Linked DNA regions of Homo sapiens: region 1 is linked to region 2. A link is an interaction called in ENCODE POLR2A ChIA-PET data of the cell type or tissue named here. Cell type or tissue: Panc1. All regions are shown on one strand. Each heading gives the region's core, and the rest is flanking DNA. Links, peaks and the distances in the headings are about the cores only.

Region 1 (11,215 bases), core at 1,263-9,262, 66 kb before region 2:
ACATTAGGACAATTATTGTCTATTTCAATGGCAATAACAAAAATACTGGCTTGAAGAAGGATTTGAGAGGGCACAGAAGACAAGATGGCTGACTAGACACAGCCAGGAAGTGCCTATGCCACCAAGAGAGACCAAAATATCAAGTAAACAAACATACTTTGAACAAATCTTCAGAGAGGAAACACCAAGAGTTCAAAGGCAACATAGACACTGAGGGTGAAGAGAGAGGAAACTGGGAAACCTGTGTGGGGTTTCCGAATGTGAGGGCTAGTTCCTGCCACTGAATGGCTCCTAGGGAAGACAGCGGTGCTCTAAACTTGCTGAAATACAAAAGAGCGACAAGTCAGAGCCAAAGCCTATCTATCGGCCATTATACTTAAGCACCATCTACTGGTTGACAGACCAAATTACAACACCAAAAATATTCTGCCAATATACATCATCTGTGAAACCCAGGGAAAGAATCTACTCACAAATAAAAATCCTGTACAGAGTCTTGGCCCTCTGAAAACACTTAGAAAAGAAGCCAATTGAGTATACTCAACTTATACCACAGTTAAAGGAACACCAGCCCACTCAGATGAAAAAGAATCAGCAAAAGAACTCTAACAATTCAAAAAGTCACTGTCCTCTTCTTTCCAAAAGAGTGCAGAAGCTCCCCAGCAATAGATCTTAACCAGATTGAAATGACTGAAATGACAGACAATTCAGAATCTAGATAACAAGGAAGTTCAATGGCTTTACGAGAAAGGTGAAACCAATTCAAGGAATCAAAGGAATCCAGTAGAACTATCCAAGAGCTGAAAGACAAAATAGCCATTTTTAAAAAGAACCGAACTGAACTTCTAAAATTGAAAAATTCACTACAAGAACTTCATAGTACAATCAGAAGCATTTACAGCAGAATAGACTAAGCTGAGAAAAGAAGCTCAGAGCTTGAAGACCAGTTTAGTTCTTTCAATTCAACTTAGACAAAAATAAGGAAAAAAGAATATTTTAAAAATGAAAAAAATTTCTGAAAAATATGGGATTATATAGAGACCAAACCTAGGATTCATTGGCATTCCTGAGAGAGAAAACAACTTTGAAAACATATTTGAAGATACAGTTTATGAAAAATACCCCAATCTCACTAGAGATATCAACATGCAAATTCAAGAAATACAGAAAACTCTTGTGAGTTTTATACAAGATGACCATCCCCAAGACACACAGACATCAGATTCACCAAGGCCGATGTTAAAGAAAAAATCTTAAAGGCAGCTAGAGAGATGAGTCAGGTCACTTATAAAGGAAACCCCATCAGGATAGTAGCGGGCTACTCAGCAGAAACTTACAAGCCAGAAGAGATCGGAAACCAATTTTCAGTAGCCTTAAAAAGAATAAATTCCAATGAAGAATTTCATATCCCACCAAAGTAAGCTTCAAATGCTAAGAATTTGTAACCACTAGACCAGCCTTATAAAAAGTCCATAAGGGAGTGCTAAACATGAAAGTAAAAGAACAGTATCTGATACCACAAAAACACAATTAAGCATATAGCCCATAGACACTATAAAGCAGCTATGCAAACAACTCTACAAAACAACCAGCTAAAAACACAATTTCTGTATCAAAACTTCACATATCAATGCCAACCCAGAATGTGAATGGAATAAAGACCCACTTAAAAGGCATAGGATGGCAAGCTGGACAAAAAGACAAGATCCAACTGTCTGCTGTCTTCAAGAAGATGCATCTCACATGTAACAATACCGAAAGCCTCAAAATTAAAGGGAAAAAGAACTGCCATACAAATGGAAAACAATAAAGAGCAGGAGTTGCAATTCTAATATCAGATAAGGCAGACTTTAAACTGAAAACAATTAAGAAGGGCAAACAAGGGTATTACATAGTGGCAAAGGGTTCCATTCAACAAGAAGACTTAACTACCTTAAGTCTATACACACCCAACATTGGAGCATCCAGATTCATAAAACAAGTCCTTTTTGACCTAGAAAAAGACCTCAATAGCCACATAATAATACTGGGAGATGTCAACTCCCCAGTGACAGGATTAGACAGATCACTGAGGAAGAAAACTAACAAAGAAATTCCAGACTTAATCTTGACAGTCCACCAATGGGACCTAATAGACATCTATAGAATAGTCCACCCAAAATCACATAATATACATTTCTCTCATCTGCATAAGAAACATATTCTAAGATCAACCAAATGTTTTGGTCATAAAGCAAGTCTCAATAAATTCAAAAAAATCAAAATCATATTAAGCACGTTCTCACATCACAGTGCAATAAAAACAAAAACCAACACCAAGAAGATCTCTCAAAGCTACACATATACATGAAAAGGAAGGAATTTGCTCTTGAATAAGTTTTGGGGAAATAATGAAATGAAGGCAGAAACCAAAAAACTATTCGAAATTCACAAAAACAGAACCACATATTAACAAAATCTTTGGGATGGAACTACAGCATGTTAAGAGGAAAGTTTACGGTGCCAAATGCATTCATCAAAAATTAGAAAGATCTCAAATTAACAATCTAACTTTGTACCTAGAGGAACTAGAAAAAAAAAAAAAACCACAAAGCTAATAAAAGAAAAGAAATAATTAAGATCAGAACTGAATTAAATTAAGACACAAAAATCCATACAAAAGATCAATGGAAAGAAGAGTAGGTTTATCGGAAGAATAAAAAAGATTGACAGACTTCTCATTAGATTAACAAAGGAGAAAAAGGGAAGATCCAAATAAGCACAAACAGAAATGACAAAGATGACATTACAACTGATCCCACAGAAATACAAAACATCCTCAGAGACTATTATGAACATCTCTATGAACACAAATAAGAAATCTAGAGGAAATAAATTTATGGGAACACACAACCTCCAAAGATTGAACCAGGAAGAAAGTGAAAACCTGAAAAGACCAATAACAAGTTCCAAATTTGAGTCAGTAATTAAAAACCTACCAACAAAAAAAAAGCCATGGACTAGAAGGATTCACACTGAATTCTACCAGGCATACAAATAAGAACTGGCACCAATCCTACTGAAAATATTCAAAAAAATTGAGGAGGAGGGACTCCCCCTGCTCCCTAACTCATTCTACAAGGCCAGAATTATCCTGATACCAAAATCTGGCAAAGACACAACAAAAAAGAAAACTTCAGGCCAATATCCCAAATGAACACAAACACAAAACCCTAAAAAAACAAAAAAAAACACAAAAATACAAAAAAAAACTAGCGAAATGAATCCAGCAGCACATTAAAAAGTTAATTCACCATGATCGAGTAGGCTGTATTCTTGGATGCAGGGTTGGTTCAACATATGCACATCAATAAATGTGATTCACCACATAAACAGAATCAAAAACAAAAAGCATATGATCATCTCAATAGACAAGAAAAAGCTTTCTACAAAATCCAACATCTCTTTATGATAAAAACCCTCAACAAACAAGGCTTCGAAGGAACATACCTCACAATAATAAGAATGAAAAACCTTATTCATTCTTATTATTCATTCTCACAATGAAAAACCCACAGCCAACATCATACTGAATGGGCAAAAGCCGGAGTCATTCTCCTTGAGAACTAGAATGAGACAAGGCTGCCCACTCTCAACACTCCTATTCAACATAGTACTGAAAGTGCTAGTCAGAATAATCAGACAAAAGAAAGAAATAAAATACATTCAAATAGGAAAGGAAGTCATATTACCTCTCTTCAGTGATGATATGATTCCATACCTAGAAAACATTAAAGATGCTGCCAAAAGGCTCCTGGAACTGATAAATAAGGATACAAAATCAATGTACAAAAATCAATAGCACTTCTATACACCAAAAACATTCTACCTGAGAGCCAAATCAAGAACACACACCAATTTCCAATAGCAAAAACCTATGCATACATCTAACCAAAGAGGTGAAAGATCTCTACAAGAACTACAAAACACTGCTGAAATAAATGAGAGACAAGACAAATAAATGGAAATATATTCCATGCCCATGAATTGGAAGAATCAATATTGTTAAAATGGCCATACTGGTCAAAGCAATTTATAAATTCAATGCTATTTCTATCAAACTACCAACATCATTTTTTGCAAAATTAGAAAAGCCTATTCTAATATTCACATGGAACAAAAGCAGATCCCAAATCGCCAAGGCAATACTAAGCAAAAAGAACACTACCTGACTTCAAACTATACTATAAGGCTATAGTAACCAAAATAGCACGGGACTGGTACAAAAACAGACACATAGACCAATGGAACAGAACAAAGAACCCAGAAATAAAGCCATACACCCATAACCATCTGATTTTCAACAAAGTCAACAAAAGGAAGCAATGAGGAAAGGACTCCCTGTTCAATAAATGGTGCTGGGATAACTGTCTAGCCACATGCAGAAGAATGAAGCTAGTCTCTACCTTTCACCGCATACAAAAATTAACCCAAGATGGATTAAAGATGTAAAGATAAGACCTCAAACTACAAAAATCCTACAAGAAAACCTAGGAAATGCACTTCTTGACATCAGGTTTGGCAAAGAATTTATGACTAAGTCCCCAAAAGCAATTGCAACAAAAATGAAAATTGACAAGTGGGACCTAATTAAACTAAATAGCTCTGCACAGAAAAATAAATTATCAACAGTAAACAGCCTAGAGAATGGGAGAAAATATTCACAAACTATGCATCTGACAAAGGTCTAATATCCAGAATCTATAAGAAACTTAAATCAACAAGCAAAAAACAAATAACTCCTTTAAAAAATGGGGCCAGGTGCGGTGGCTCACACCTGTAATCCCAGCACTTTGGGAGGCCGAGGCGGGCAGATCAAGAGGTCAGGAGATCGAGACCATCCTGGCTAACACAGTGAAACCCCGTCTCTACTAAACAAAATAGAAAAAATTAGCCGGGCTTGGTGGCAGGCACCTATACTCCCAGCTACTCGGGAGGCTGAGGCAGGAAAATGGTGTTAACCTGGGGGGCAGAGATTGCAGTAAGCTGAGATCCTGCCACTGCACTCCAGTCTGGGCGACAGAGTGAGACTCCGTCTCAAAAAAAAAAAAAAAAAAAATCGGCAAAGGATATAGACACTTATCAAAAGAAGACATTGTAAGTGGCCAAGAAATAAATGAAAAATGTTCATCATCACTAATCATCAGAGAAATGCAAATCAAAACTACAACAATATACCATCTTACACCAGTCAGAATGGTGATTATTAAAAAGTCAAAAAATAATAAATGCTGACAAGCCTGGGGAGAAAAGGGAACACATATACACTCTTGGTGGGAATGCAAGTTAGTTCAGCCACTGTGGAAAGCAGTTGAGAGATGTCTCAAAAACTTACAACAGGACTACTGTTTGACCCAGCCATCCCATTACTGGGTATATACCCAAAGGCAAATAAATTATCCTAAAAAAAGACATATGCACCGATATGTTCACTGCATCACTATTCACGATCGCAAAGATATGGAATCAACCTAGGTGCCCATCGATGGTAGAGTCGATAAAGCAAATGTGGCACATATACACCATGGAATACTACGCAGCCATAAAAAGACTGAAATGTGTCCTTTGCAGCAACATGGATGTGGCTGGAGGCCATTATCCTAATTAACACAGGAACAGAAAACCAAATACTGTATGTTCTCACTTGTAAGCGTGACCTAAATAACGGAATACATATGGACAGAAAGATGAGAACAATAGACATTTAGAGTTGTCTAAAGGAGGGAGGGGGGAGGGAGGGGGAAATGGGCTGAAAAACTACCTATCAGATATTATGCTCAGTACCTGGGTGACAGGATCATCTATATCCCAAACCTCAGCATCATGCAATATACCCATGTAACAAATCTGTACATGTACCCCCGAACCTAAAATAAGAAATTATTTTTAAAATATATACATAGGCTTAAAACTAAAGAATAAATCATTTTAAATCAGACATATGCATTTCTGAGTATATATACTGTTACATATTGGAATATTTTTCTAATGAAAAGAGTAAAATCTGTTTTTCTAAAGTATCTTTTTAAAAAGAGGAACTTACAAGTTTATATTTTAATTATACTCCAAAATTATAGCCAGAAAAAATATTTCGGTCAGTGGATAGTGTTTCATAACCAAGTGTCTGCAAAGCAACTATTCAGTTAGGTTTGTGGATTTCTATTCATACCCGAATGCGTACACATACATATGCATACAAATATCTATATACATATTCTATATAGTATATTTTTCAATTTTTGTTAAGAGAATAACTTTGGAAAATAATCTTCAATTAGAGTAGAAGAAAAAAAACAAAAGCATTAAATGGCATACATTCCTGCTGTAGATGTTTACAAATGCAGGTGCCAGTAACAGAGTTCCTACAAATCAATCATGATACTACCACCTATATTACTGCCTATACTTTGCAGCTCTACAAAGGACTCTATGACACATGAGGACTCTATGAGTCAGAATTCCTCATGTATAAAATAGGATAAAATGCTACCTATAGTTCATGCAATGTTATGAGAATTAAATGAGCTAATCCAATTAAAGTGCTTACTCTGATAGGCTAATATTAAAAACAAGTGTTCATTCCCCAAGACCTAAATTAAGAGACATATTTTGTCATAGTGGACAATGTACATAAAGAACTTTACATAAAGGACAGTGAAATATTTGTCTCAGATAATACTAACATTAATCATAAGATGTATAATCAAACTATTAAATGTGAAGAAATATCAGTTTCCATCTTTCTAATTTTTAGATTTGAGGAATTATGATTCCTTCATTACAACTACAACTGACCTATGTAGAAATAGAATAAAAAATTAAAAATTTTGTTTGTGACAAAAGTGACCTAACTTATCAAGTATTTATTTACCAAGATAAATATTTAAATATATCATTTGATAATATCTAAGATAAAACAGAAGTATAGTTGCAAGGTACATTCAATATAAGAATTAAAATCCCATTCCCTTCACCATACAAAAATAGGAATTGTGTATAAAAAGCTACATAAAAATACTTAGCATAACAGTTCATAATTGAAAACTGGATATATCTATATATCTAATGTCCTACTGCTGAAGATCACTTATGATACAGGCATTCAGTGGAAAATTATATAACCATTTTAAATGACTTTGAACTAAATTTTTGGTGGCATAGGAAAATGTTCACAAAGTTGAAAAAAGCAAGGAACAAAAGTGTTCGTACGGTATGATTCAAAGTTTGTAAAATAGTATAGATGTGTGTGCATACACCACACACACACAAAAAAACCCTGAAAATGTATACATCAAAATATTACTATTTCTGGATAGAGGGATTACAGGGATTTTAAAACTTGCTTCTTGTGTGTTTCTGTATTTCCCATATTCTTTTTGTAATCTAAAAGTTAAAAGATTTCAAAATCCTACTGTTTTAGTTTTTATCCATATATAAATTTTGTACCAGGAGGATTTCATAGACACCAAGACTCCAAATATGATCCCATGTTTAAGAATACAATTTTTTCAATTGTTTTTAATAAAATACATTCTCAGTGACACCTATCTTAGTCTTGTAAGCTTGATATGTTTAACGGAGAGAACCAAAATTGAACACTGGATCAAAAAACAATCTCTTCTTGGGAGAGGAGGGGAACTTGACCAAGAGCAAATGTTGATAATATTGAAATATATGAATTAATTTATAACTCTTATTTCAAAATGTTCAATAACTCTTGGCACAGAGAGGACTTTTTATTGGCTTTTTGTTGAACACTATGTGATTCTTAAAACTGTCATCTTCCACCCCCCTCCTTAATATATATGAATCCAAGCTTGCAAGTCATATTAACATATTCTTTCTTTAGTTTGGTAGAAATTTGTACTTTTGACCTTGAATTTTCCCTACTACCTAATCAGAGTTTTATCATAAATAAACATTTACTATTGCAGGCATTAAAATGGAATAGGACTTAATAATTAGTAAAGTTCCTTCCTAACTTCAGATTTTATGAAGATCTAAGTAACTGATGAAAAATTGAATCCTTTAACATGAAAAAACAAAATTCGTATTCACATTTCAAGTTATATGTGTCAAAGCACTGGTGCTGAAACAGAATAGGTTATCTTCTAATTTCACATCACTGAGTTATTCACTGCAGTAATGAGGAAATATATTCTTGAGAAAGTTATGCTGGGAAATTACCTAACATTCTCTGACAATAAAAACAAAACTAACAATAAAAAGAAAAGCAGGCCAATGGTGTGAAAAAAAATTATGGATTAGTATGGTGTTTTCTGATTATAAAGCTAAATATAAGGACAGGATTTTTGCACTTTGATCACTCTCACAGTGTTGCACTGAAAATAAAACATTAATACATAGAATGGAAGAACACTGATCAACACAATCTACAATATTTACATAGAAATTATTAGTCATAAAGGGTTTTGGAGTATTCATTTAGGTAGGCAGTAACATTTCCTGAGGGCTTTCTATGTGATAGGAACTTTGCTGGTTATCAGAAACGCAAAAAATGAAAAGCCACAATTCTTGCCCTCAACAAGATCATACACAGGTAAGTTTACACATCCACCACCTATGATAAATCAGCCCAGTTACAAGGACACCAAATCTGAAATGATAATCACTATGATGCCTATTGAAGTTAGAATATTTGGTTTAAAATATTCCCTCTTAATTTTTTGGTTTTTACAATGCAGTTAAGAGGTATGGCTAATGAGATGCATTGAAAAACATGATGAGTATATTACAAAAGTATTGTATATGGGGGAAAATCTTTGTATTTCAGCAATTTTTAATATTTACTTGAATTTTTCCCAAAAAATTGGGAAACAATTTTTTCTCCCACAAAACACCCACTATTTGCAGTCCTATTGCACAAATGTCAATCTATTATTGGTTTTTCTTCTTCCATAATAAGAAAATCATACATTTACATTAAAACATTGCCTTGTTCATCTTTAAGACTTCCAATTAATGGTGCTATGCTTTAGTTCCCAGTATTACAAAGGCAGAATAAATTTTTAAATAGTACTGGAAAAAATGGTCATAGAGTGAGTATATGAATCCCGAAAACTGAAAACTAAAGAGGTTGCCCCTTCACCATCACTTTCCTATTCCCAAAAGACTAGAATCATTGAACGTATTTGATGTAAAAAATGAGTACCTTCTGAAATAGTTCATCTCCTACATCCTCATAAGCCAACTTGATGAAATCTTATTGATTCTAAAAGCCTCCATTTAGAAACCATCACCTAAAGCCTTTCCGTGGTCTCCAAAATAATCTTCCCTCTGAATATCCACTACATCTTGGTAGCACTACACTTATGCTACTTATTTCAAACTACCTTAAATTTAGTTATTTGAGCAAAACACCTTTAACGCTTTTAGATAGAAATAGCTCCTAAGGGTAAACAACATGTCTTGGTATCAGTTATACTACTTTGGTGGTGTCCTCAAACACTCATTGATTGTTCAACACTGTACAAGGAACTTAACCTCTTTATTGTATAGTATGTGTTATAATACCTACCTCATAGGATTGCTATGACCAATAAATGAACACATATTAAATACAAAGAAATACGATCAATCCTCATCCACAGATTCCGCATTTATGAATTTGTCTACTCAATAAAATTTATTTGTATCCCAACATCAATATTCGTAGCACTTTGGCAATAATTTGTGGAAATGTGCAGGAGGAGGAGAATTTTGAGTCACCTGATTTGCATCCTATCAGCTGAAACTGAACAAATGCTCTGCTTTGTTTCTGCTCTCATACTATAAAGGATTATTCTTTTCACAGTCTATTAAGTGCAACAATGTTCTCATTTTTGTGCTTTTTGTTGATGATTTGGCTATTTAGAATGCCCAAGTGCTATCTAGTGTTCCTAAGCACAAGACGCCTGTGATATGCCTTAAGGAGAAAATATGTGTGTTACAAAAGCTTCCTTCAGGCATGAGTCATACTGCTGTGGGACATGAGTTCAATATTAATGAATCAACAATACATATTTTAAATAAGTTGTCTTTAAACAGAAATACACATTTTTTAAAAGTTACGTATTGATAGGTGAACAAAAATGTTGTGACCAGAGGCTTACAGGAACCTAACATTGTAATTCCAGTAAGAGCTAATTTATTATTCACTGCTACGTCACAGAACAAATCTACTTCAAGCAGTGAGAATCAACTGTACTTAGAATACTGACAAATATATAGTTAAGAGCTAAGGAACTATTAACTACCATTACAATTTTATTGTTAATAGCACATGGTAGGTACTTGATCATCTGTTAAAACAGTGCCTGAATAAAATAAAAATAAGGACTAGGTTTTAAAAAGGAAGAAAATTTCCAAATTATTTTTATATAACAGATATATAACATTGGCCCCAAAACTTCACAAAACTGCACAGAAAACTGTACAAATCAAACACACTGAAGAATAATGATGCAAAAACTTTAAATGAGATAATATGCAAAAGAATCCAAAACACTAAAAAACATTTGAAAGAGGGGTACATGCCAGAAATTCAAAGGTTTCTAATATTAAAAATGCATTAATAAAATCCATTATATTAACAGAAGATTATATGTTCATTTTCATAACTGCTAAAAATTCAAGTGACATAATTCAACATCATACATAATTACCAAAATAAAAATTTTAACGTTTACATAGAAATTAAGAGGTATTTTTTAGCCTGAATACATATAGATATAGATATAGATATACAGATATATAGATATACACATGTGTCTGTACTTCCCAATTAGCCAGCAACTTACTAAATTGGAAATGTTAGGTACTTTCTCATTAAAATAAGGAATAAGACAAGGATGTCCACTATCTCTTCTATTATTTAATATCTTAAACAACACAAGTAAAGAAAACATTAGAGGCCAAAAATGGAAGAAAAAGAAGGAAAGTAATCTTTATTTGCAAGCAATATAATTTTTATATCAGGAAGGCAAAAACAAAAACAACCAATAAAAACCCTAAAATAATTCACAAGAGAATTATAAGCAATATGTAAAATAAATAAGAAGCAGACAACTTAATGTTTTCTCCTTCTCCTCCCACCATCCAAAAAAACCTGCTTAGTTAAAATAATCGAGAAGACTGTATAACGAAAAGTAAAATAAAATACCTAGGCCTGCATCTA
Region 2 (11,215 bases), core at 2,083-10,082:
TGCCCGGCCAGCCGCCCCGTCTGGGAGGTGGGGGGCGCCTCTGCCCGGCCGCCCCTACTGGGAAGTGAGGAGCCCCTCTGCCCGGCCAGCCGCCCCGTCCGGGAGGGAGGTGGGGGGGTCAGCCCCCCGCCCGGCCAGCCGCTCCGTCCGGGAGGTGGGGGGCGCCTCTGCCCGGCCGCCCCTACTGGGAAGTGAGGAGCCCCTCTGCCCGGCCACCACCCCGTCTGGGAGGTGTGCCCGGCAGCTCATTGAGAACGGGCCATGATGACAATGGCGGTTTTGTGGAGTAGAAAGTGGGGAAAAGAGTGAGAAATCGGATGGTTGCCGTGTTTGTGTAGTAGGAGGTAGACACAGGAGACTTTTCATTTTGTTCTGTACTAAGAAATATTCTTCTGCCTTGGGATCCTGTTGATCTGTGACCTTACCCCCAACCCTGTGCTCTCTGAAACATGTGCTGTGTCCACTCAGGGTTAAATGGATTAAGGGCGGTGCAAGATGTGCTTTGTTAAACAGATGCTTGAAGGCAGCATGCTCCTTAAGAGTCATCACCACTCCCTAATCTCAAGTACCCAGGGACACAAACACTGCGGAAGGCCACAGGGTCCTCCGCCTAGGAAAACCAGAGACCTTTGTTCACTTGTTTATCTGCTGACCTTCCCTCCACTATTGTCCTGTGACCCTGCCAAATCCCCCTCTGTGAGAAACACCCAAGAATGATCAATAAAAAATAAATAAATTAAAAAAAAAAAAAGAAAAAAAGAAAGGCTTGCATTCTTCTTTCATTCAACAAATATTCATTGGGCACTTACAATGTGCAAGGCACTATTCTAGGTACTTGAAATATATCGGTAAACAAACCTAATAGATGAAAATCCTGCCCTTCTAACAAGTGAAACTTATTCAAACGAGGAGAAAGACAAATGTTAACACAATACATAAATTAAGAATTACCTTAAACAGCAATAAATGCTATAGGAAAGAAACAGAACAGGCAAAGAGGATTAGGAGTATATAGGGGAAGGGTGTATGTGAAAAGGAGAAGAGGCTGTAATTTTAATTACAGTCGTTTGAGAAGGTGACATTTGAGGGAATTTGGTCATGTGACTCCTGAGGAAAGAGTATTCTAGGCAGAGAGAATCATCAGTGCACAAATCCTAAGGTGAAAGCCCATCTGCATGTACCAGGAACAGCAATGAGGTCAGTGTGGCTGAAGTGGAGAGACTAAAGAAAAGAATAGAAGTGGAAAGACTAAAGAAAAGAATAAAAGTAGAAAGGTAACACAGAAAAAACTAACAGGTGGTCAGATCCTATACGCCCTTTTAGGCCAGTGGCTTTTAAACTGAGTGAAATGAAGAGCCACTGGAGAGTCCTCAGCAAAGTAGTAAAATATTTCACTTACTTTTTGAAGGGATCACTCAGGCTGTTTGGAAAAGACTGCAAAAGGATGTGTAAAAGGGTAACTGAGAGACAAGATAGGAGGTTACTATAGTAATCCAGGTGAGAGATAATGGTGGTTTGAACCAGGGTAATGGCAGTGAAAGTGGTGGGGAATTGACACATCTGGGATATGTTTTCATGGTTTGATCGTCATTTTGATGATAAGTTGGCTGTGGGAGAAAGCAAGAGAAGTCTCAAGGATAGCCCCAACTAGAAAAAGAGTAGACATTTACTAACTGACAAATACTCTAGGAAGAGCAAGTGTTAGGCAGGGAATCAGTATTTGGAATATATTAATTAAGTCACTAAGACACCCAAATAGTAATGTCAAGTAGATACAGACATAGGTGTATATATGTGTACAATTCAGGAATAGTTTCTTAAACAGGTACATAAATTTAGGAGTTGTAAGCACATACTTGGTATTTACAGTCACGATCATCAAGAAAGTGAGTGCAGAAGATTTTTTTAAAGTATAACATCCCAGAAGTCATGTGAAAAAAAAGTATGTATAAGAAGGAATGATCAACTAAATCAAATGTTGCTAAGTCAAGAGAAATGATGACTATTGAGAAATTAACTTGAGATTTAGCAATATGAAGATCATTGGTGACCTTATCAAGAGTAGTTTCAATTCAGTGATGATATGGTTTGGATCTGTGTCCCCATCCAAATCTCATGTTGAAATGTAATCCCCAATGCTGGGGGTGGGGCCTGGTAGGGGGTGATTGGATCACAGGGGTATAGTTCTCATGAATTAATTTTAGCACCAACCCCCCTTGGTACTGTATACTGACAGAGTTGTAAGGAGATCTGGTTGTTTAAAAGTGTGTACCATCTCCCCCCACTCTCTCTCTCTTCCTCCAGCTCTGGCCATGTAAAATGTGCCTTTTTTCCTTTTGCCTTCCGCCCTGATTGTAAGTTTCCTGAGGCCTCAGTCACTATGCTTCCTGTATGGCCTGCAGAATCGTGAGCCAATTAAACCTCTTTTCTTTATAAATTACCTAGTCGCAGGCATTTCTTTATAGCAATGCGAGAATGGACTAACAAAAGTGATAATGGCAGAAGCCTAATTATACTGGATTTAAAAGGAAACAGGAAGAAAGAAATTAGAGTCATTGAGCACAGATAATCCTTTCAAGGAGTTTGCTGCAATTGGAAAGCAAATAACTGTTATCTGGTAAGGGAAGTAGTGTCAAACAAAAGAAGGTTTAAAGACAGAGGTAGCAGTAGGTTTGTCTTCATGTGGTAGTGATGCAGTATGAAAAAACTTTATGACATAGGAGTGAGAGTGGAGAACTGCTGGAGCAATGTCCCTAAGAAGCCATTAGGAAATAGATTCTAATGCACAAACGAAGGGATTGGTTATAGAAAAGTAAAGAATAATGGGTAGAAAGATAGGTTATATGGATGGAGATGGTGGTAGATGGGTAGACAGAGTAAAAGGAGTCTATGCAAGTTCTGTTCTGATGGCTTCAATTTTCTCAGTGAGGTAGGAACCAAAATCATCAGCTGAGAGATTGAGGATGAGATGTTGGAAGGTCTGATGAGAGAAAACATTAAATAAGTCATCTAAGAAAATAGAAGAATAAACAATCTAGGAAAATACAATATGAATGCCAGGTAGTATTAAGGACTCACTTGATACTTGATATTTGTGACCATGAATTTAAGTAAAACTAGTCAGCATGATTCTGCATTTTCCTCTCGACGTATATAGCTGCTAATTTAGACACTAACAGATACTAACTTAAAGTTTAAAAATGGCTGGATTTAAGCTGGACTTAAGTGAGAGTGAGACAAGAAAGCTGAGGGTATATGCAAGGAAGTTGAGAATGCAAATCATAGATAACAAAATACTATAAAATTTAAGTTGGACAGAAGAGAAAGTGATGACTCAAGGAACAAAGGAACACTTAAAAGATGCTAAGATCAATACGTTAATTATCATCTGTGTCATAAACAAGACTTAATTAAGTTGCCCAAATCACAAAGCATATGAATGACACAAATGGAACAGAATCTAAATCCAGATGTGTCTCATTCACATCATTCTGTCCATGGTACTGACAGCACCAAGCTGCTCTGTGAATTTGTTTTTCATCGGCATACTAACCTCCAAAAGGATGAACCTAATGCAAAACTAAAAGTTAAACTATTTTACCAGGCCTCGTGTACCTCCCTCTCCCTCAGTGTCCAATGCTCAGAGCCTGTCAGTGTCCAAACTTCCAAATGATACTGAATCTTGCCATATCCCACCATTTGTACAAAATCACTTTCACATTTCTCTGCAGATCGATCTCCTTCATAAAAATCTGAACCACTAAGAATTGCTCTGAATAGAAAAATATTTATACAAATAAATGACTATATAAACTTAACCTTCTTCATAGGTATTTTTGTTCTAACAGGGAGTCTAGTTAACCCACTTGAACCTCTATTGTGAAATATATTTAGGTCAAAATAATTGACCTAAGAACTTTTGGTTCTTGACTTTTATTATTTCTAGTACCTTCTCCCTTAAAAACACATATCCTTTACAAAATCTTAGAATTCCATTTTTCTTATCTTTCTCTCAGAGAATGAAAAAGTGATGACACTAACATGCCATGGATCAGACCCAAACTTGTGTTAAAGATATTTCAGGCTGGGTGCAGCGGCTCACACCTGCAATCCCAGGACTTTGGGAGGCCAAGGTGGGTGGATCGCTTGAAGCCAGGAATTCAAGACCAGCCTGACCAACATGGAGAAACCCTGTATCTATTAAAATTACAAAAATTAGCCAGGCTTGATGGCTCACACCTGTAATTCCAGCTACTCAGGAGGCTGAGGCACGAGAATCACTTGAACCCGGGAGGCAGAGGTTGCAGTGAGCCAAGATCGTGCCACTGCACTCCACCCTGGGTGACAGTGGGAGACTCCGTCTCAGAAAAGGAAAAAAAGAAAAAAAAATTAGCCAGGCACCATGGCTCACACCTGTAATCCCAGCTACTCAGGAGGTTGAGGCGTGAGGATCACTTGAACCCAGGAAGTGGAGGCTGCAGTGAGCCGAGATCACACCACTGCACTCCAGCCTGGACAACAGTGCAAGACTCTGTCACAAAAATAAATAAATAAGTAAAAATATTTTATACTTAGAACTCTAAATTGAACATTATAGTAAGCGTGGGACTACCTGGCAAAGCAAGAACTAAGCGTAGCCAGTTGGAGAACTCTAGTGTTCTTCTGAGTATATGGCTAAAAAAACAAGTCTTATTCATAATTTATGTCAAGACTATTATTTTTAAAGAAACCATCAAGTTAGCACAATAAGAAGGTTTCAGTCCTGAACATACACCAAAGTATCATCACTGATTATCACGGAAGACAGAAGGAAGAATTCTACTATAAACATTATACATCTCTATTTAATTTATTTTCAATTAGCATGTGTGGTGGATTCTATCACAATTTGTAATTATTCACTCCACTTTCCTTCAAAAGGAGCATCATCCACACCTGTTCCTATGTAACTGACAGCACTCCCATAAGAGTAACATCCCTGCTCCACTGACTTTGGCCTTGGCCACTGGTTTGCTTTGGCCAATGGTATATAAACAAACATCCAAGCAGAAGTTTTAAGAGCCACTGTGTATTCCTGCCAAATCATTTTCTTTTTTCCCTCTGTTACAAGAACAGCATGGCCCAAATAGAAGTTGTTCTCTAGCCTGGATCTCAGAATTAGAAGATATGTGGAGCACGAGCAGAGCCACTGCCAACCTTCAGCCAACATGAAGCAAGAGCAAAAATAAGCAATTGTTGTTGTGAGCTGCTGAAATAGAGGTCATTTGTTATGCAGCATAACTTAGCAGAAGTACACAATACATTGTGTATTACTTTTATAATCAGAAAAACAAATAGATTTTGCTGTTTCAAACTTTAAGGACAGCAGTTATTTTAATGCTTCAACAACTAGAAAAAGATGAATTTCAATCCAATTTTTAAGACACCAGAGTGCTTATGAAAGAACAAGAAGTAGATGAACTGAAATTCTAGAAAGAGAAGAGCCCTTCCTAGGTGTGCAGATAACCATCTCCTATTTTATTTCCTGGGAGCATTTGAAAATTCTGGACAGAGACTGAGAACTGAGATTGGCCCAGACAGAAAGACTCCACTGGTGAAAGTAGAAAGCAGGCTGGGCGTGGTGGCTCACACCTGTAATCCCAGCACTTTGGGAGGCCGAGGTGAGCAGATCACCTGAGGTCAGGAGTTCGAAACCAGCCTGACCAACACGAAGCCTGACCAACACCCGTCTCTACCAAAAATACAAAATTAGCCAGCCATAGTGGCACATGGCTGTAATCCCAGCTACTCAGGAACCTGAGGCAGGAGAATCGCTTGAACCCGGGAGGCGGAGGTTGCAGTGAGCCGAGATCACGCCATTGCACTCCAGCCTGGGCAACAAGAGCGAAACTCTGTCTCAAAAAAAAAAAAAAAAAAAAAAGAAAGTAGAAAGCAGCTGAGCTTTTTCATGCAGTAGTCTGAAAACTAGAAAGCCCCAAATGCAAGGTTGAAAGGAACATTTGCTGAATTCTAAGTAATGAAGGAGGCTGGGAGACGTGCTAGAAGGGCAGAGTGAAATCTCCCTCAGTATTACAGTGCTTACCAGAAAAAAAGCCTTCCTAGAAACAGGGGACAAACCGCAAAAAACACATGACAGACCTCCCACATTTGCATGAATTTAAAGCACTGTAAATAAACCAAGAGATTACCGGGCTAATCTCAAAACCTCTAAAGAACAGAATTAGATCTCCTGCAGTCTTTCAGGGCTGTGGAGAAGAAATCTGACAGTCTTTCAATCAAAAATCTGAGTATGTCAATGGAGACAAACCAGAGATAGACTAAATCTTACTAAAACTGCAATGCAGACTGACCCTAATAAAACTCTAATTAAATTGGCCTAACAACTAAAAAGGGGAATCATCTCTGGTGGAAGATATCACCTTCAGCCTCTACATAAATTATTACAAGTTTCAGCATATAATAAATGTGAAATTTATTAATTTCATATATTGTATTTCAAAACATATATTGTATGTTTTTCACATACAATATATGTGAAAAAAAAAAAACAAGAAAAAATGACCTGTAATCAAGACTAAAAGCAAAGCTAGAGATGACACTGATAGTGGAGTTAGGAGACAATGGCTTTAAAATAGCCATTATCCATAGGCTAATGAAAGGGAAGGAAAAAAAATGAATAAAATTTATAAAAGGATGGAGATAATCAACAAAAAAGGAAACCTATTTAAAAATAATAAAACTTCCTAGAGCTGAGAAAATAAGCTATTAAAACTTATTGGATAGGTTATTCAACCTGGCACAGAAGAGGAGAGAAATTGTAAGTTTAAAAAATAGCTCAACAAAAAATACAAAATTGAACCACAGAGAGAAAAGACAGAATAACCACATGAGACATGTGGGACAGTCAAAACGCCTAACACAGTTTAGAGGAGAGAGAGATTGGGGTAGAAGCAAAATATAAAGATATAAAATACAAATTTTTCCAAGGCTGATAAAAAAAAAACCATTAACCCAGCAAACCCCAAACATGATAAATGCAAAGAAACCCATGCCTAGGCACCATACAAACTATTAATGAACTAAAGACAAAAATAAAAATCTTAAATGCAGCCAAAAAAACGCACACTCCTTAAAGGAGCAACAATAAGGAAAAACAAAGGAATTACATATCTGAAGTGCTATAAGAATAAAAGATTCAGGCTGGACATGGTGGCTCACACCTGTAATCCCAACACTTTGGGAGGCTGAGGCAGGAAGATAGCTTGAGGCCAGGAGTTTGAGACCAGCCTGGTCAACATAGTGAGACCCCATCTCTACAAAACCTAAAACAAAAAATTTAGCTGAGCACAGTGGTGCCACCTGTACTCCCAGCTACTTGAGAGGATAAGGTAGGAGGATCGCTCGAGCCTAGGAGTTAGAGGCTGCAGTGAGCTATGATCACACCACTGCACTCCAGCCTCAGTAACAGAGCGAGACCCTGTCTCAAAACAGCAACACATGCCAGCCCAGAATTCTGTACCAATAAGTTTTTCCTTCAAAAAAGAAGTCAAAATAAAGGGATTTCAGACAAAAGCTGAGAAAATCTGCCTCAAAGAGACTGGCACTACAAGAAATATTAAAGGAATTTTTTCAGGCTAAAGGAAAATTATCCTGGATGGTAGCAAAGAACTGTAAAAATGAATTATGAGCATTAGAAAGGGTACACATGTGGATAAATATAAAAGAATATTAACTGTTTACAAAAAAATTATGTGGTTTGTATCATATATTGAAATAAAATATGAAAAAAATAGCACAAAGGGCAGGAGGGAATAAACAAAGTTAAACTGTCCTAAGTTTTGCATTGTTTGGGAAGTGGTAAAACATTAAGATACACTAAAAAAAATCAAGATTTATTAAAATCTCTAAGATAACTAAAAAATAACCACAGAAGAATGTATAACTGAAAAGCTAATGAGCCAAAATGGAGTTTAGAAAACCTGACAAATAATACAGGCAGGAAAGAAATTTAAACACCCAAAGTATGGATGGGACAAATAGAAAAGAAACAGTAAGATAAAAGATTTATGCCCAACTATACTAGTAACCACATTAAATGTAAATAGAATACCTATTACAACTAAAGCACAAAGATTGTCAAACTAGATAAAACAAACATGACCTGACTATATGACATTTCCAAGAGATATACTGTAAATACAAGAATATAGATTGGCTGAACTAAAAAGAAGAAAAAATCATACCATGGAAGTATTGATGAAAAGAAAGAGTGACTATATTAATAGAAGGTAAAAGTAGACTTGAAGGCAAGAAATATTACCAGAGATAAAGAAGGTCATTTCATAATGACAAAAAGGTCATTTCAACCGTAAAATAACAATGCCAAGTTTTAATTCACCTAGTAAGAGCTTCCAACTACATGAGGGGAAAACTGAAAGAACTAAAAGTCAACAAAACTACAGTCATAGTTTATAATTTTAAGACACTACTCTCAAAACTGAGAGAACAGGAAAAAAGAAATCAGTCATTTGAAGATTTGAACAACTTGATTAACCAATATGACCTTACTGACAAAGAACATTAACACCAAAGACTGCAGAATCAACATTCAAGTACACATGAAGTGTATGAATCTATCAATCACAAATGCTTTCAGAGAATAAAAAAGAGAGAGACTTCCCAATTCAAGTACACATGAAACGTATCAATCTATCACAAACACTTTGAAATAAAACAGAGAGAGACTTCCCAATTCTTTTTACAAGGCTAACAAACATTGATAACAAAATCTGACAAAAATATTATAATAAAGGACTATTACAGGCCAATATCTTTCATGAATAGATGTAAAAATTCTAAAGAGAATATTAACAAATTGAATCTAATGGTACATAAAAGGGACAATACATTATGACAAAGTAACGTTTATCCTAGGAGTATAAAGTTGGTTTAACATTTAAAAATCAATCAATGTAATTCACCACATCACAGAATTAAGGATACAACCATATGATTTATCTCAACAAAAGCAAAAAATTTGACAAAGTTTACCACCTATTCATGATTTAGAAAACTATCAGACTGGGCGCAGTGGCTCACACCTGTAATCCCAGCACTTTGGGAGGCCGAGGTGGGAATATCATTTGAGCCAGGAGTTCAAGGCCAGTCTGGGCAACAGAGCAAGGCCCTCTCTCTATAAAATTTTTTTCAAAAAAGAAAAGAAAACTAGGAATAGATAAGAACTTCTTTAATCTGATAAAGGTTACCTATAAAACTTACAACTAACATCATAATTGGTAAATATTGAACATTTTCCCCTAAGTTTAGGAGTGAGACTATTTCAATTAAACATTGTTCTAGAAGCCTTGGCCATTGCAATAAGGGAAAACAAAGAAACAATTATAAAGACTGGAAAGAAATAAGTAAAATAGTTACTATTCTCAGATGATTTGGTTGTTTGCATAGGAAATACAAAAAATCTATAAAATATTAAATATTAAAAATAAGCAAATTTAGCGGGTTGCTGCTTATAAGATAAAAATACAACTGTAATTCTATGTATTAAACAATTCAAAATGAAATTTAAATAACGAATACCATTTACAATAGCACTTTCAAAACATTAAAATAGCTAGCCATAACGCTAACAAATGATATGCGAAACCTCTACATTGTAAACCAAAAAATACTGCTGAAAGAACTTAAAGACCCAAGTAAATGGATAGATAATCCATGTTCATGGACTAGAAGACTCTATATTGTTAAGATGCCAATTCTCCCCACATTGATCTATAGCCTCAATGCAATCCCAATCATAATATTAACAGTTTTGTTTTCACTGAAATATGATTCTAAATGTATATGGAAACACAAAGGATAGAGTATACCCACCACAAAAAAAAATGTTGAAGAAGAAATAAAATTGAAGGAACTTATACCACCAGATACCAAGATTTAGTATAGAGCTACAGTAATTAAGACAGGGTAGTATTTGTACATAAATAGACCAGTGGAAGAGCATATACACTCTAGTAAGACTCACCTGATTTATATCAAAAGTGTTCTATAATCCAATGGTTTAAGGGCAATTTTTTTTTCAAAAAATGGGGCCAAATCAATTGAATATCCTATGTTTTATTTTAAAAATTCCTGGTTTTTACCTCACATCATTCATTATAAGATAATTTGAAATGCATCATAGAGCTTTGAGTAAAAAAGAAAGTAATACAATTTCAAAAAGAAAACTTTGGAGAATATTTTCATGATCCTGTAATAGGCAAAGATTTCTTAAACAAAACATTAACAAACCAACTAAACCATAAAAAGCAAACTTGATAAGTTAAGGTTCATTAGAATTGAAAACTTTTATTTATTATAATACACTATTAAGAGAGTGAAATGACTAGCCTCAGACTGGGAGAAGAAATTTGCCATGCAAAGGTCTCATATTCAGAATACATAAGGAATTCCTATAAATCCATAAGACAAAGACAGAATAACTTTAAAATATGTCAAAAATTAATATTAAAAGGTGATCACCATCATTATTTGCCTGGGAAATGAAAAGGAGAAGCCAGTGCACACTGACCAGAATGACTGAAATTAAAAAGACTGACAATACACAATATTGACAAAAATGTAGAACTACTCAAACCCTCCTACATTGCTGGTGGGGATGTAAAATGGTACAGCCACTTTGGAAGACAACCATCCAACAATTATACTCTTAAAAATGAAACAATATATTCATAAAAAGAAATACACGAGAATATTCATAGCAGGTTTTCTTTGTAAGTCAAAAATTAGAAACAATTCAAATGTCCATTAACAGAAGAATAAATAATGATCCATTCATTCAATGAAACACTACATAGCAATAAAAAGAACCAAGGTATACCAACATCATGGATGAATGTCATAACCATAATAAACGAAAGAAGTCATTCCCTTTACATGAAGTGCAAGAACAGGAAAGACTAATCTATGATAATAAAAATCAGAATAATAATTACTTGGGAGTGACAGGAGAAGTGGATATTAGTTAACCTGTGAAAACCATGAAGGAGAGGCTTCTGGAGTGCTGGAGATGTTCTACATCTTGATCTGAGTGTTAATTGTAAGAGTTTGTACACATAAAAAACTCACCATGCTATACAATTAACATCTGTACATTTTACTATATGCATGTTATATCTCAAATTTAAAAATTGCTACT

What was found. ChIA-PET counts read pairs that join two places held together with the same protein. Peaks named below come from ENCODE experiments on the same cell type or tissue, not always from the same donor. Only the 100,000 strongest peaks of a DNase experiment are listed, where the experiment ranks them.
Region 1: POLR2A ChIA-PET joins it to region 2 with 10 read pairs; 3 of 35 experiments call an interaction of 5 or more read pairs at or near these places.

What each region holds. Positions count from the first base shown.
Region 1 is chr14:66,599,411-66,610,625 of GRCh38, reverse strand. The region is part of intron 1 of GPHN (gephyrin); the gene reads right to left. Among named protein-coding and RNA genes, the nearest start is that of GPHN, 97 kb to the right of the region's middle. RefSeq lists an enhancer at 355-424. In Panc1, for the core only: no CTCF peak of the experiment used is centred there; no DNase peak of the experiment used is centred there.
Region 2 is chr14:66,534,115-66,545,329 of GRCh38, reverse strand. All of the region lies in intron 1 of GPHN (gephyrin), which reads right to left. Among named protein-coding and RNA genes, the nearest start is that of GPHN, 32 kb to the right of the region's middle. In Panc1, for the core only: no CTCF peak of the experiment used is centred there; a DNase peak (open chromatin) is centred at 5,191.